Linked DNA regions of Homo sapiens: all the other regions are linked to region 1. The links are chromatin loops, found by intact Hi-C in ENCODE. Cell type or tissue: natural killer cell. All regions are shown on one strand. Region 1 holds the start of LOC105370878 (a long non-coding RNA gene). Region 2 has its middle 120 kb from the start of LINC00593. Region 3 has its middle 54 kb from the start of TLE3.

Region 1 (5,000 bases):
CCCCTCCATCTCATATCCATCCATCCATCCATTCATCTGCCCATCCATCTCATAGTCACTCATCCCCTCATCTATCCAACCACTCTCCAACCACTCATATCTATCCAACCACTTATCTACCCATCCATCTCATAGTCACTCACCCACTCATCTATCCATCCGTCTCATATTCATCCATTCACTCATCTACCCATCCATCTCATATCTATCTATCCATCCACTCATCTACCCATTCATCTCATATCCACCCATCTACTCATCTGCACTTTCATCTTTATATCCATCCATCCATCCATCCATCCATGCTTTGATCCAACATCTATCCACCCATCTATCTATTCTGCATCATTCTGTTATCCTTGCATCCAGCTATCCAACAATCATCCATCAATTCATTTATTCAACATCCATCTACCCTCTGTCCATCCTTTTTCTTACTCACAAAACAGTATCTTGAGCACAGCTGGTACCAGAAACACCCAGCTAGATTCTGGCATTCAATGATAAATAGAACCATATGAGACTAGTAGCTCACAGTCTAAAAGAACAGAAAGTGTAAACTAAAACAATACACCAAAAACTACTATGAAGAATAGATAAAGTGCTATTGGAACTAGAGGTGGGAGTTGGCATGGGGGCAGCACCACTGAATTTAGTGACCTGAAAAGGAAAGCTGGAGGGTTAGTGAAATAATAGGCTGCAGACCAAGGGAGCCATGGCTGCATGTTTAAAGCCACAGCATGGCTTGGGGTATAGGGTAGGTCCCATTGGAGAGGACACAGTGAGTGGGTGGTGGGGCTGGTGAGGCAGCCAGGTGAAAAGCAGGTGAGGCCTGAGGTTACCATAGGCAGGACTTATCTGACTGGCCTCAGCAGTGCCCTCCCAGGTTGGCCATCTGTCCCTGGAGGGGCACAGCTTGGCTCCAACTCCCCCATGCCCTGGCAAACCAGAGTAAAACTGCTCAGTCCTCATGCGTCTGGAGTGATTGGAGGCCCAGCCTGTTCAGCTCCGAGTTAGAAAGCAGGGTTGGCCAGGAGGCTGCCAAGGCCACCAGGTCAGGGCCAGGGTGGGGCTGCCCAGGGAAGGCAGGAATCAGAGATTTGTGTGGCCTGCTTGGAATTCTTGGTGGTTCCCTGCCTTGGGAAGCTGCCCCTGCTCATTTGCTGACTGTGGCAGGGCGAGGTCCACGCCCCAGGAAATTGGATGTGGGCTCAGTTACCCAGTGGCTTCCTAGCTGTGAGAGGGAGGGCAGGTCATTTCGCTTCCCTGAGCTTTGCTTTCCTCATCTGTGAAAATGACAAGAGTGAGGCAAGATGGCTCTGGGCTCTTCCCAGCTCTGGTAGTTCCTAGGAGACTGACACTTGTGTGCAAGTGTGTTTTGTGCTCGAGTCTTGCCTTGCACAGAGGCTCAGGGGTCAGGCATCCCCCCACTGAGCGATATGACTCCCTTCTTCTGGCAGGCTTCTCTCCTGGGCCCCCAGATCTTCTTGGGAGTGGTGACACCTTAAGCCATGAACCAAGAGCAGTCAATTCTGTCTATTGCCCTCTTAGGTCTGCGCAGCTCTGCTGTGAGAGGCTGAGCAGGTGTAAGGAAGGCTAGCAGCTGGGAGCAGGCCCCAGAGGGAATGGGGCTTGCTGGGACAGAGACTTGAGGAGGGAATCTAAGGAAGAGCCAGAGGTCTCAGAGCTGGAGGAGAGGGCTCAAAGGGAGGGGAGTGGGACATTTAAGGTGACATCTATTGGAGCTGCCTGAGATAAACTCTGCAGATTGTATGGTTGTGCCAGAGGCCTGCCTGGGGCCTAGGGATGCTGGTTTGGGGATTTGAGTTTGATCTCCTGAAGTTTATTTTAAACCTAGCTACTGGCTGAGGCAGCAAATGAAAGCAACAGAAATCCTCAGTCAGCAGCTAATGAAACATGCACCACAGCCACCCGCCGTCGGCAAGCCCTCCTGTCTGACACCTGTAACCACTTCATCTTCCGGCCATGAGTCTCTCACCACTAAGCCAGACAGTCCTGCCCCGCAAGGAGCCCTGAGAGGTGTCACCCAGTCATAGCTGGTTTCCATCTGAATGTGCTCTGCTGGGTCCCAGAGCCGTGGGCTCTCTTCCATCTCTTCTCTCTCAGCTTCCTCTGGGCAAGGCCTCAGGCAGCCATCTCCACAGCCAGTCAGTGATGTGCTGGGGCTCCAACCAGACCTTCCTATGCAGGGTCCCTGGCCCTTCCTTGTGCCGTGGCTGCCTGGGAAGCAAGCTTTAGTTCTAGCGAGAACAGAGGTTTGTAGCTTAATGAGCACTTACTCGGGCCAGGTGCTATCTGAGTGGTTTCTGAGTACTGCTCTATTCTATCCTTGTAAGAACCCCATAAAGTGTTTGCTTTCACTATTCCTATCTGTGAGGCTAGTGTTATGTGTTGACGTGGCCAGGCTAGAGTCCACAGTTACTCAGTCAAACACTAATCTAGGCGTTGCTGTGAAGGATTTTGTAGACATGGTTAACACCTACAATTACTTGACTTTAAGTAAAAGAGTTTATCATCTGTAATCTAGGTGGGCCTGATCCAATCAGTTGAAAGGCCTTAAGAGCAAAATTGAGGTTTTCCTGAGGAGGAAGAAACTCCACCTGTGACCCATAGCATTAGCTTCTGCTCAAGAGTTTCCAGCCCGATGGCCTGCCCTACAGACCAGATTTGCTAGAACCCGTGATTATATAAGCCAATTCCTTGATGTATATCATCTACTACTGGCTCTCTTTCTCAGATAGAACATTGACTAATATACCATCTAACAGCAACTGGGCCAGTGTGACACAATTAGTAAGCGGGGAGCCAGGGTTCAAATGGAGGCAGCCCAATCTCTGAGCATGAATTCTTAACCTCTGCAACATACTATTTTTTAATCAATATTAGCACATTGCATCCACAGTTTCATTTTATTGATGAGACTTAGAAAGGTAAAATAACTTGCCCAAGGTCACACAGCTTATAAATGAACGCACTGGAACTCCAGCCCAGGTTTGTCTGATTACAGGCCTGGGCACGCTCCACTATTCTCCGTGGTGTGCTGGTAAGTGTTATCAACTGGTTCTCCAGAAACAAATATATGTATACATATATACACACATAAGTTAATATAAAGTTTATTGCCATCAAGGATTGTAGCACACAATTTACAACTAATAATAAAATATACGTATTTTTTATTATCAATTTTATCTAGTAAATTGATTCTCACAGGATGCTTTTGTTGATACTTCCTAAACTTTTGTATCTATAGTTAAATTATTATTACAATTACCAAATAAGTATAGTTCCTGTGTGAATGTTTGCTGTTTTCTTTTACATTAATAAGTTTGATAGGAATGGAGCAATGGAGGCATGAATTTCATTCATTTGGCAATGACACAAGTGACTTATTTGCTGAATTAAAGAATAGTTTTTGAATATTGGAAGAATATGTCCTCAATTCTTTTTCATGCTATTTACAATTAAAGGCTACCAGCACAACATACTTTTAAGTATAATCTACATTAACATTTTCTCCATTATTTTCTTAACTCTAGACTATCAACAAAACAATAATCAGGCTCTGATTTGTAGCATTTGTCAATTTGTTTGATGTAAATATTCCCACCATCGCTGATTTCAAGCCACCAACATGAGTTACTGCAGGAGGTGTTGAACAGAGATGCTCAGTAGCGCACCTTCATATGGTATTTCTGCCATACATATACAATAGATGTAAACAACCTCAACAGCATAGGTAATTGAAAGATGGGATAAATAGGAAGTGATGAATTTTTGGCATTCATTAGCTTTGTTTTTGTTATAATGTATTTAATTGTAAATTTGCCTAAGTTAATTTTTAATAACTGTTTGACAACCAGCTCACGAAATTCCTGAAATTTTACCAGTCCGTTCATGAACCCGTATGAGCTTCTCCTGCACACTACTTTAAGAAGAGTTCAAGGGCTTTCTCTTTCTTGATCTCCAACAGGCTGTTGGTTATTTTCCCTCTGGAAGGACCTCTTGTGCACCTGTCCTATTGTCATTATTTCTTTCCATGTTTGTCTGTGCATCAGAGTAGTTTGTTGAGGGCTGAGATTATAGATTATAACTCATTCATCTTGGTAATGGCCCAATAAACCCATAAAGTTTTTTGATCAAATGCATAGGTCAGAGATTTTCAAATCTTATTTCCAAAAGCCCAAGAATTCTGCAGAAACATCTCTGGGGTCCCCACAAGCTGACAGGAAGGCTGGAGTAGCAATGCTCCAAAAGCCCAAAGAAAGTGCCACAGAAAAGAAGCAATCAGCAAATGAGAAGGAGCTCCTGGAAATGATTATTGCTAAAAATTATTTTAAAAAATCAATTGAAAGCTTGAAATGCAAAGTTAAGAAAATCTCCCAGAACATGGAGACAATGGCATAAAGTATGGGAGGAAAAAAATATTCAAACAGGATCAATTCAGGAGGCCCAATATCCAACTAAGAGTAGGAGTTCCAGAACAAGAAAAGAAAGAAGATGGAGGGGAGGGAATTATTGCAGAAATAATTACATTTTAAAAGTCCCCAGAGCCAAAAAGGGACACCGAGTCTTTAAATTGAAAGAGCTAAGAGAATATCAAGCAGATATAGAATTGAGCAATTTAAGAATATTAAAGATTAAAGCAGATCCTGGATATTTCTATGGAAACTAGAACATCAGCTCACAAAAACCAGAACATTGACTCTGACAAATAAACCGGAATAAGGGTGACATCATAATACTCTATAGCAACGATAGAGGCCCAGAGAATAATAGCCAACACTTAACATGACGCCCACGATGTGCAGGCACTGTTCTAAGCATTTTACATATGTAAACTGGTTAATCCTCATCACAACTCCATGAGGTAGGTACTATTTTTATCTTAGCTTATTTATGAGAAAACCGAGGCACAGAGAGATTAAGTGACTTGCTGGGTTCTAGGAAATGTAAAGTTAAAATTTAAACCCTGGCAG
Region 2 (5,000 bases), 590 kb after region 1:
ATCTTAAAGGATGAATTATAGAGGTGCAAGATTTCAGTGGAGGAAGTAACTGCAGATGTGCTGGAAATAGCAAGACAACTAAAATTCGAAGTGAAGCCCGAAGATGGGAATGAACTACTGCAATCTCATGATAAAACTTGAACAGATGAGGAGTTACTTCTTATGAATGAGCAAAGAAAGTGGTCTCTTGAGATGGCATCTACTCCTAGTAAAGATGCTGTGAGCACTGTTGAAATGAAAACAAAGGACTTAGAACATTGCATAAGTCGATAAGGCAATGGCAGGATTTGAGAGGATGGACTACAATTTTTAAAGAAGTTCTACTGTGGATAAAATGCTATCAAACAGCATCGCATGCTACAGAGAAAACTTTCTTGACAGAAAGAGTCCATCAATGTGATAAAATTCATTGTTATCTTCTTTTAAGAAATTACTGGCCAGATTCAGTGGCTCACGCCTGTAATCCCAGCAGTTTGAGAGGCTGAGGCGGGCAGATCACGAGCTCAGGAGATCAAGACCATCCTGGCTAACACGGTGAAACCCCGTCTCTACTAAAAAAAATACAAAAAAATTAGCCGGGCATGGTGGCGGGTGCCTGTAGTCCCAGCTACTTGGGAGGCTGAGGCAGGAGAATGGCGTGAACCCAGGAGGTGGAGCTTGCAGTGAGCCGAGATTGTGCCACTGCACTCCAACCTGGGTGACAGAGTGAGACTCCGTCTCAAAAAAAAAAAAAAAAAAAAGAAAAGAAATCACCACCTCAGTCTTTGGCAACCACCATCCTGATTAGTCAGCAGCCATCAGCCTCAAGGCAAGACCCTCCATCAACAAAAAGATTACAACTCACTGAAGCCTCAGATGATCATTTGTATTTTTTAGCAATATAGTATTTTTAATTAAGGTATGTACTTTTTTTAGGAATAATGTTATTGCTCACTTAATAGTGTATAGTACAGTGTAAACATAACTTATGTGCACTGGGAAACCAAAAAAAAATGTGTGACTTGTTTTATTGAGATACTCACTTTGTTGGGGGTGGTCTGGAATGGAACCTGCATATCCCCAAGGTGTGCCTGCGTTGGTCAGAACAAGCCACACAGCCCTCACCTAGGAGGCTGGGAAGTGTAGGAGAGCACGTGGAATAAGTGGGAGTGCCATCTCTCCCAGTCTGCCATTTCTGAGTAGATCTCAAGGTATGCTATTACAGAAACAGTCAACTCTGCAAAGAAAAGGAGACCAGCAAGGTAATGAAAATGAACCATCCATGGCAATGGGGATCTCAGGGGTAAGGAGGGGCCTCTCCTTGCTGCCATTCACTACAACAAGTAGCTCTTGCATGGCAGTCTGTGTTGGAGTTTGTCACGCACGAGTGGCCAGGCTCTTCCACCCACAGTGCCCACATGCTAATGTGATGAGGACAAGGTTGGTATGTAGAGTGTTCCCAGCCTCCCCACCATCTTTTCCAACACCATGTTTGCTACCACCCACCACCAAAATTGTCTTCCTTGCCTGCTCCATTTCTCCTCCCCCAGCTCTCAAAAAAGAGTTCCATCTTGGCCATCCAGGTTCCCAGGATGGGGAGGATGGGGAGAGATGGGCAGTGTTGCAGAGACAGGAGGGAAGGGGTAGTATTCTGGTTTGCTAGGTCAGTTCCTGACTTCTCCTTTGTAAAAAGGAATTTGGGTCAGAAGTAAACTAGAAAGAAAACTAAAGAAGAGTGGAGTCAAGGAGGAGAAAAAGGAAAAGAAAATGAAAACACAGATGTTAAGCCCATCTAAATAATGGAGATATGGAAGAACCAAAGGGAGATGGCACAAGAGATTGACTGGATATAGGAGAGTTTGGAGTGTTTCGTAGAGTGGATGTTTTTTGAAGCATAAGGAAATGAGACAGAGAACTAAAAGCAGGTCTCATTCTTTTCATTCCTTTGAGAGATGTGCATAAAGATTGAAAATCTCTTACTTTCTTTTGGTTATTGGATTGTGCTTCTTTGACTATAACTTAATGTAGAGACTGGGTCACAAGGACTCCCTGCATTCACTCAAGTTACATTAATAAAAATTCAAAACTGAATGAGTAGCATATTCTTAGGGCTTGAAAGGCAAAAGCATAAAAATCAAGAAGTGGCCATAACTTCTCAGAAAGGTATTAATAAGCTTTGGTAATTTTGGGAATGACAAAGAATGAGGAGAGGAATGTGCAGCAGCAACCGCAAGAAGCCCCTCTTCCCTGCCCTCCGAGAGCTCGGCGGGTTTTCGATGCTTGTCTTCCACTGAGGTCACCAGGTCTGAGCTCCATTTCCTGGGCACACGCTGACTAAGGAGTAGCTCCTCCCTCGCTCTGTTCATTGTACCTCCACTTGTGGAGGCCACGGTGACATTAGCTCTGTTGGCTACCACATCCCACCGTTGACTCATATGAAACTTCCTGTCAACTAAAAACCCAACACCTTTTCACTTGTGCTGTTGACCCAGGTATCCCACATCCTGTGTGTGTCTGGTGAGCATCTGAGCCCCAGTGTGAGCAAAGGTCTCTATCACCTTGCATCTTGGTGTGCAGTTATTTTGGCCCAGTGTTAATTTCAGTCCTCTTCAGACCTGCCTCTCACCTTCCTGGTATTGTCCATCCCTCTGACCTTCCCACTTGCCCCTCGGTGATAAGACAGTTTAGTGCCACATGTGACACAGAGCCCCAGCCTTCAGATCCCAGTCTGGATGCCAAATCTTATTGCATTAATTGCTGTGAGACCTTGGGCAAGTTGCTTGCCCTTGGTTACATATTTATTTCCTGGTCTGTGAAAGGGTAATACAACCTCTCTTACAGTCAGGCTGTGAGGGATAAGATAAATAAGCTTTGTAAAATATTGGCAATAGTTGCTGACACAGGAGTTTCTCAATAAATGTTCACCCTTCCCTCACCTATTTCATTCCAGTCATTGATAAAAGGGCTGAATAAGATATGGCCAAAGACAGAGTCCCTTGACATGCCACTAGAGACCCTCATCTAGGCTGATGTAGTTAGATTTATCCATTCCATTTGGGTATGGCCCTTTAACCGGTTCCTAATCTATTGAATTGCACTAGCATCCAGTCCTAACTCTTCACCTTGAGATGCGCATGAGACACCTTGCCAAATATCTTGCTCAAGTCCAAACAGATCACATATTTCTCACTTGCCTGTCTAGAAATCCAAAAGGGCAAGTGGGAGAGCCCAGGTGTGGGAATCACAGCGTTTCAGCCACAGTAGTGGGGAGGAGTGGGGTGGGCACAAGTCATACTTTATATTTGATTGCCAGAATGTTGGGCTCCCAGAGAGAAGCCCTGTTTCCCAGCAATGTGCCAGGTAGGCAGACAAGGCAAGAAGTATGACCAAGTATATTCTGTTGCCCAGGAGCTGGCCCAGAGGAGGTGGAAATGTGTGCTGAACTAGGACTTAGGGACCAGAGTTCTAGTCTTACAGTTACTGGGTGACATCAGGCAATCTTGTAACTTCCTGACCTGTTTCAGCTCAGCCACACTGAGCAGATCCTCACTATGAACTATGCCCCTTTAGCCCTTAACTGTTTGCCCAGTTCCTCCCTAGGCTCAGGAAATGGAAGTATTTGACCTGCTGGGTAGTACACATATCCCAGAGTGAGGGTGATGAATACATGGCAGGGTTCCAGGGAGTATAGGGAGCTATACCAAAGGCACAGCAGCTCTTCCTAGAACAGTGGTTAGTTAGAGAATTGCGATGTGCATACACACTTATGCATACCCACACACAAACATACATGCACACGTGGATATGCTGTGGGAAAGAAATAGATTTCCTTAAATTCTGCACGCATTTTTAAAATAAAGCCTGAGATTTCTGAGATATTTTCTATCTGCCACTGGCATATGACCCCTCAACCCTATGGGTACAACATCACCTTCCCGACATTTGAAAGTCACCCTGCTGGGCAGAAGGGGCCCTAGAGGCTATCTTGGATACATGAAGACCAAATGGCTGTTCTTGGCTTCCTTGGTGCTCAAGAAAAAGTCCAGCCACTTCCTGTTTCAAGAGCTGCCCCTTTCTCTAGGGCACACTGCCCCTCCGAGTACCTGTTCCCCAGCCCCAGGAGCTCCCCTGATGCTATGAAGGAGGAGCAGCAATAAAGAGACTGCCCGCCCCATCCCCACCACAATCTGTAGTCACAATTGTGTCTACTGTGGGCTTAATCTTGGGCCCCACTTTTGAGCTGGGAATGTAGGAAAAAATCACTAACTTAGACAGGCCAGAGTTCAAATCATGGCCCTCTCTTATCATGCAAAGGCCTCAGGCAAGTCACCTACTTCTCTGAGACCAGATATGCAAATTGCAAATTGGGATCCTAGGACCTAAATCGTTGGTGGTTGGGAAGTTATGGGGAAAAGTCCTCACATATCCTCAAGTGCCTATCCACCCCACCTTTCTCTTAGTCTTGATTCCTCCAAAATATTAGGTTACCTTTCTTTCTAATTTTTACCTGACAAGGCACAGCATAATGAAAACTGAAACTGGTTGGCCATCAGCAGACATGACTTTGAGACTACCATACTCAACGCTGACTATCAAGTCATGTATATAAACCATGCCTCAGTTTCCTCACCTTTAAGAGAGGAGGGTTGAAATAGATATTGATTATATCAGCCTCCATAGATTGCATTTCTGTAGTGTTCCAGTCATTTCATAGATGCCATTTAATTTATATTAATTCAGTATCCTACAAGAAGGTATCATCAGGCTTTACTCTATGAAAAGGAGTGGGGTGCAGCACTCAAGAACATGCGCTTTGAGCTAAGACTGCTTGACTTCAGCCCCCTGCTCTTTACTCAGCTGTTTTTTGATCTAAGACAAGTAATCTAACCGCTTTGTGCCTCAGTTTCCCTTCTGCAAAACCTAAGGTGTTTATGAAGATTAAATCAGATAATCCAAGCAAGGGGTTTCACTCAACACCTGGCACAAGAGAAGCCCTGCATAAGTAATTACCCCAGAGGAGC
Region 3 (5,000 bases), 150 kb after region 1:
CTCCAGGGCAGGGGCTGAGCCCAGAGCCCAGAGCCCGGCACAGAGCAGGCGCTTTAGCAGTTGTGTTCCACATAGTCCAAGAGGCTGGGGTGTGCAGGGCGGGTTTGAGGAATCAGTATGGCTGAACCAAGGGCATGGCAGTGAGGCGTGCAGCTGGAGGTCAGGAGCAGGCCTCGAATGCCAACTAACACACGCTATAACCGAGGTGACTGCACTCTGGAAGGTATAAAGTACGGGTGGATGGTGAGGATTAGTCTTATCTCCAGCTCCTTCCTCCCTGGACATTGGCCGGGAGGCTCACAAGCTGTTCAGCAATCTTGCCAGCCTCAAGAGACAGGAAGAGAGAGAAAGCAGAGCTCAGCAGAAGCCGGAGAAGCCCAGCCTGGGTGGGCGGGCCAGCGAGGAATGCTATTTATCCCGAGGATGCCCCTGACCTTTCCCCGCACAACAGGGACAGACGCGCGGAGCCTGGCTGCATCCTTCTCCTTTAAAACAAGAAATGGAAGCATTACTCACCAAGCCCGGACATTTATCATGGTCTGGGGACATTAATTTGACAGTGTGTCATTTTCCATTTGGTTTGGGCCCGGTGGAGGCTGCCCTCGAAACACCTTCAATTAAATGCAGCTAATAACACAGAGCTATTTTGAGCAAGGAGGGCCCTCTGCCTCCCCCCCGAGCTCTGATGTGCGTGTGTTGTTGGGGGAGGGGGCTGCTGCAGGGAGGTTGCCGTTCATCATGATCCCAGCGCCGGGATCCTTTCCCACAAATCTAGGCCTTGCCCCAGTCATAGGCAGGTGAATCGCACACAGGACGGAGAGGATGGGGAGAGTGGCCACCGCATCCCCTGGGATGAGAAGATTTCAGTCAGCGGCCTGGCTGTGTTGCAGCCCTTCCCCTAAGAGGAAGGAAGCCACGGTTCTTGCCTAGCAGAGAGAAAGCACAGATTTTGGAGTCCAGCAGACTTGGAGGTGGATCTCAGCTATTCTGCTTCCTGCTGTGTGGCTTCAGGCAAGTCCCATAGCCTTCCTGAGCCTCAGCTTCTCACCTGTAAAATGGAAGCAAGAGTTCCTCTTTCATGGAGTGGTATGAGGAGTCACAACATTTTATGAGCTCAAATAAAATAATACATGCATGAAGCTTGTTAATTCATTAGTGGTAATTCAAAATCCTCTTTTATATTTTCCAAATTCAAAATTTGGGGAAAGACTATTAAGTGCCCAACACTGGAACTCAGAAAGTGACAGAGTGCTTCAGGAAAGCACACAGCCTCCAGAGTTAGAAACATCTGGATTTCAATCACAGCCCAGCTGTCAACTAGCCGTGTGATTTGGGGCAATTTATTTAACCTCCATGTGCCTCGGTTTCCTCATCTATAAGATGGTGTTAACCATGCCAACCCTCCCTGGAACTGTTGAGAAGATGAAACAATATGGCATGTATAGTACCAGCAGATAGTAGACGCTCAGTTCCTGTTAGCTCACTTGTTGTTTTTTGCCCAAGTCCTGAGTCTAGAAAATAAGCACAGACGGTGGTGGTTCCTACATTTCACATGTGTGCTAAGCATTGGATATGAATGTTCCTAGTTTAATCTTAAAAATGCCATAAGGTAGGTGCTAGTAGTAGATTGAGCCATATGAACTGTGTTGCTGTTGTAGGTCAAAAATGGTTGACTACTAGCAATTTCATATGTTCCATCTAACATCTTCCATTTTACTGATGAGGCACCTGGGGCTGGGGATGTTGATGTGCTCACATCGGGTACTTGGACCAGTAGTGGAGCTGAGATGGCTCCTGGCAGTAGACACTGGAGCCTCTTGGCTTCAGGCTTGATGTGGAGGGACAGCAGGCCCACGAGAAGCCCCCAGACCGTAGGGAATAAAGGACAACCACCACGGGTCCTGCTTTCACAGGTTGGTCCCCTGTTCCCCTGAATAGATTCAAACCTGTTGGCACCAGAAACACTTGGTCAGACTCAGTTAAAAGTCTGGAAGGACTAAATGTAAGGGTCAAAGTGAAGTGTTTTTTTTGTTGTTGTTGTTTTTTTTTGGTGGTTGGTTGGTTGGTTGGTTGGTTTATTTATTTATTTATTTAGAGACTGAATCTCACTCTGTTGCCCAGGCTGGAGTGCAGTGGCTGTATTATAGCTCACTGAAGCCTCATCTTCCTCCTGCCTTAGCCTCCCAAGTAGCTGGGACTACAGGCACATGCAACCACACCTGGCTAATTTTTTAAATTTTTTTGTAGAGATGGGAGTCTCCTTGTGTTGCCCAGGCTGGTCTCTATCTCCTGGGCCCAAGTGATCCTCCCGCCTCAGCCTCCCAAAATGCTGGGACTATAGGTGTGAGACACTGCAGCTGACCCAAAGTGAGATTTTGTAAGTGGAGGAGCCCAGTGGACAGTTAGGGCTGTGCACAGCAACCTCAGAGAGCTACCAGTCTCTCTGGGGGCCCTGAGACCTACCCTTTGAGCTGTAAAGCCTAGCCGGCCTCACAGGAGCCTGCCTTCCACACAGGAAGGCCACCCTCCCCACAGGAAAGGCTCTGACAGCCACAAACGCCAAGAACCACAATTCACTGCATGACCAGCTGCCAACAGACTCCCTGCAAAGTGTGATATTGATTCAGCTGCTACTGCTGCAGTTCCTCCAGAGCACTGTGCTGGGGAAAGGCCCACAGTGCACCTTGTGCCACCACTGAGATCGTGTTTATCATGAACAAGATGCTGACAAATGCCAGGCATGATTCAGGCAGGCCTGATTCAGAGGGAAGTATCTTAGTCTGTGTAGCACCAAGAGCTTTGGGCTCTCTTTAAGGCCTTGCCACTGGCTTGCTCTGTGGCTGTGGACTGAGTCTCTCTAGGCTCCGTCTCCTCATCTGTAAAATGGGGCCCTGAATGAATGACCTCACCAGGTTTTCCAGCACTGAAGGTCTACGAATCTTACAAGCTGATTTCAGAAGGCGACTATCTCAGTCCGTTCTGTGCTGCTACGACAGAGTACTCGGTAATTTACAATCAACAGAAATGTATTTGGCTCACAGTGCTGGAGGCTAGAAGTCCAAGATTAAGGGACTGCATCTGGTGAGGGTCTTCTTGCTGCATCATAACATGATGGAGGGCATCACATGGTGACAGCATGCACTAGAGAAGGCCAGACTTAATGTTATAACAAACTCCCACGATAATGACACTTTATACTCCCACAATAATGACACTATCTATTCATGAGGGCATAGTCCTTATGACCTAATCACCTCTTAAAGGTCTTAGCTCTCAGTACTGTTGCACTGGGGATGAAGTTTTCAACACACAAACTTTGGGGAACACATTCAAATCATAACAGTGACGTTACTGGTATATTCAGACACCTTTGTTCCTGAAGTGAGGAGGCGAAGTAGTAAAATTATCCTGTTTACAGTTACTGACCTTCCAGACTGGTTTCACCTCATGCTTTTTCAAATAACTTTTAAAAAATTATTTCTCTTTTCCCTGCACTTCCCCTACCACCCACAGAAGTAAGACTAAGAAAGAGAAAAAAGGAATTCACATTTCTTTCTTCCCTCATCCACATTGTTTTTTTTAAGCTGGTCAAGATAAGAATGTGGGCATTTCTCAGCAGGAATGGATGCCATTATCAACTTACACAGATTCACCAGAACTTGGTGCTGGGGCAAACTGCAGGAGACCTGAAGCTAAACAAGATATATACAGCCACAGAAGACCAGGCCAGGCAGTTACAACAGTCTACTCCTTTCTCTTGCCTACGGGTAAAATGGGTACACACATTCTAGAAAGCAGTTTGGCAACATTTATCAAAATATGTTTAAAAGGTTCACAACCTTTGGATACGGGAATATATCCCAAGAAAACAATACCAAATACAGAAAGAGCCATATGCATAAAGGTGTTCATTATGTGAAAAATTAAAGCAAATTAAATGTCTATCAATAAGGGATTGGGTAAGTAAACCATCCCACATCTTCTTAATGGATTGTAAAATACTATACAGCAATTTAAAAAGAAATCCGTAAAACTTCCATAATATGGATATGGACATATATATGAACTTTCAGCCTCCAGTACTGTGAGCCAAGTAAATTTCTGTTGATTACAAATTATCAAGTCTCAGGTATTCTGTTACAGCAGCACAAAACAGACTGAGAAATCACCCTCTGAAATCTGCTTGTAAGATTCATATATATGAATATATAAATATATGTAATTATATTATATTATTATATATTATAAATATGTAATTATATTATATATTATAAGTATATAATTATATATTACATATTTATAATATATTATAAATAATACATAAATATACAACATATATTAATATATAAATATTGTATATTATATATATGAGGGAAAAATAAGAATTTCAATCCAGTTAAATATGATGGATTAAATATACCTTGACCTTCTCTCACTGGCAACATTTTATTAAATTGACAGTAAATGGGGAGACATATATGAAATGCCAAGTCCAAAGTGGTTTGTGACATCAGGAGATAAGAGATTTCAACAAATACCTGGGCTCTGGGAAGCAGAGGGATGAGTGGTAATGACTCAGCACAGTGGAGAAAGTTACAAACTTCAGCACTTGCGGAAGGCAGACCAGTGAGAAGCACATTGATTTATCTTAAAGGATTCCTGAGAGATTCAGAGCTTGAATGCTCCAAGTCTGCAAAAATCCATGGCGATGTGCAGAGTGGAAGGCACTGCAGTTAATTTAAAGTCTACATTCAGAGGAGTTAGGGACCCAGGGTACCCTCCCCATGTCCACCACATCCACATGGTGTCAGACTTCAACTAGAACTTGAGAAATAGAAGACAATGGAAACATGAATGCAGAGAGGAACCCTATTTTGAACACAGAGCCTGATCATAAATCAAGTATGATGGTGGAATAAGTATATTTCAAACACGCAAAAAAATTGACCTCCCTTGCACCTTTCCTTAGGAAATTACCATAGGATGTGCTTCAGCCAAAC

The links. A loop is a pair of places that touch in the nucleus more often than their neighbours do. Peaks named below come from ENCODE experiments on the same cell type or tissue, not always from the same donor. Only the 100,000 strongest peaks of a DNase experiment are listed, where the experiment ranks them.
Region 2: a loop joins it to region 1, with 8 times the contacts of the local background. A loop is called at or near these places in 1 of 110 quality-filtered maps.
Region 3: a loop joins it to region 1, with 13 times the contacts of the local background. A loop is called at or near these places in 1 of 110 quality-filtered maps.

What each region holds. Positions count from the first base shown.
Region 1 is chr15:70,297,689-70,302,688 of GRCh38, reverse strand. It overlaps LOC105370878 (a long non-coding RNA gene), which reads left to right and starts at 4,803. Exons shown (of 2, transcript XR_932424.3): 1 at 4,803-4,891. RefSeq lists enhancers at 994-1,495, 1,691-1,790, 1,811-1,880, 2,101-2,230. In natural killer cell, no CTCF peak of the experiment used is centred here; DNase peaks (open chromatin) are centred at 1,978 and 2,408; H3K27me3 peaks cover 4,219 bases.
Region 2 is chr15:69,711,802-69,716,801 of GRCh38, reverse strand. No RefSeq gene overlaps it. Among named protein-coding and RNA genes, the nearest start is that of LINC00593, 120 kb to the left of the region's middle. In natural killer cell, no CTCF peak of the experiment used is centred here; DNase peaks (open chromatin) are centred at 2,411 and 3,531; H3K27ac peaks cover 3,072 bases.
Region 3 is chr15:70,149,855-70,154,854 of GRCh38, reverse strand. No RefSeq gene overlaps it. Among named protein-coding and RNA genes, the nearest start is that of TLE3, 54 kb to the right of the region's middle. In natural killer cell, no CTCF peak of the experiment used is centred here; no DNase peak of the experiment used is centred here.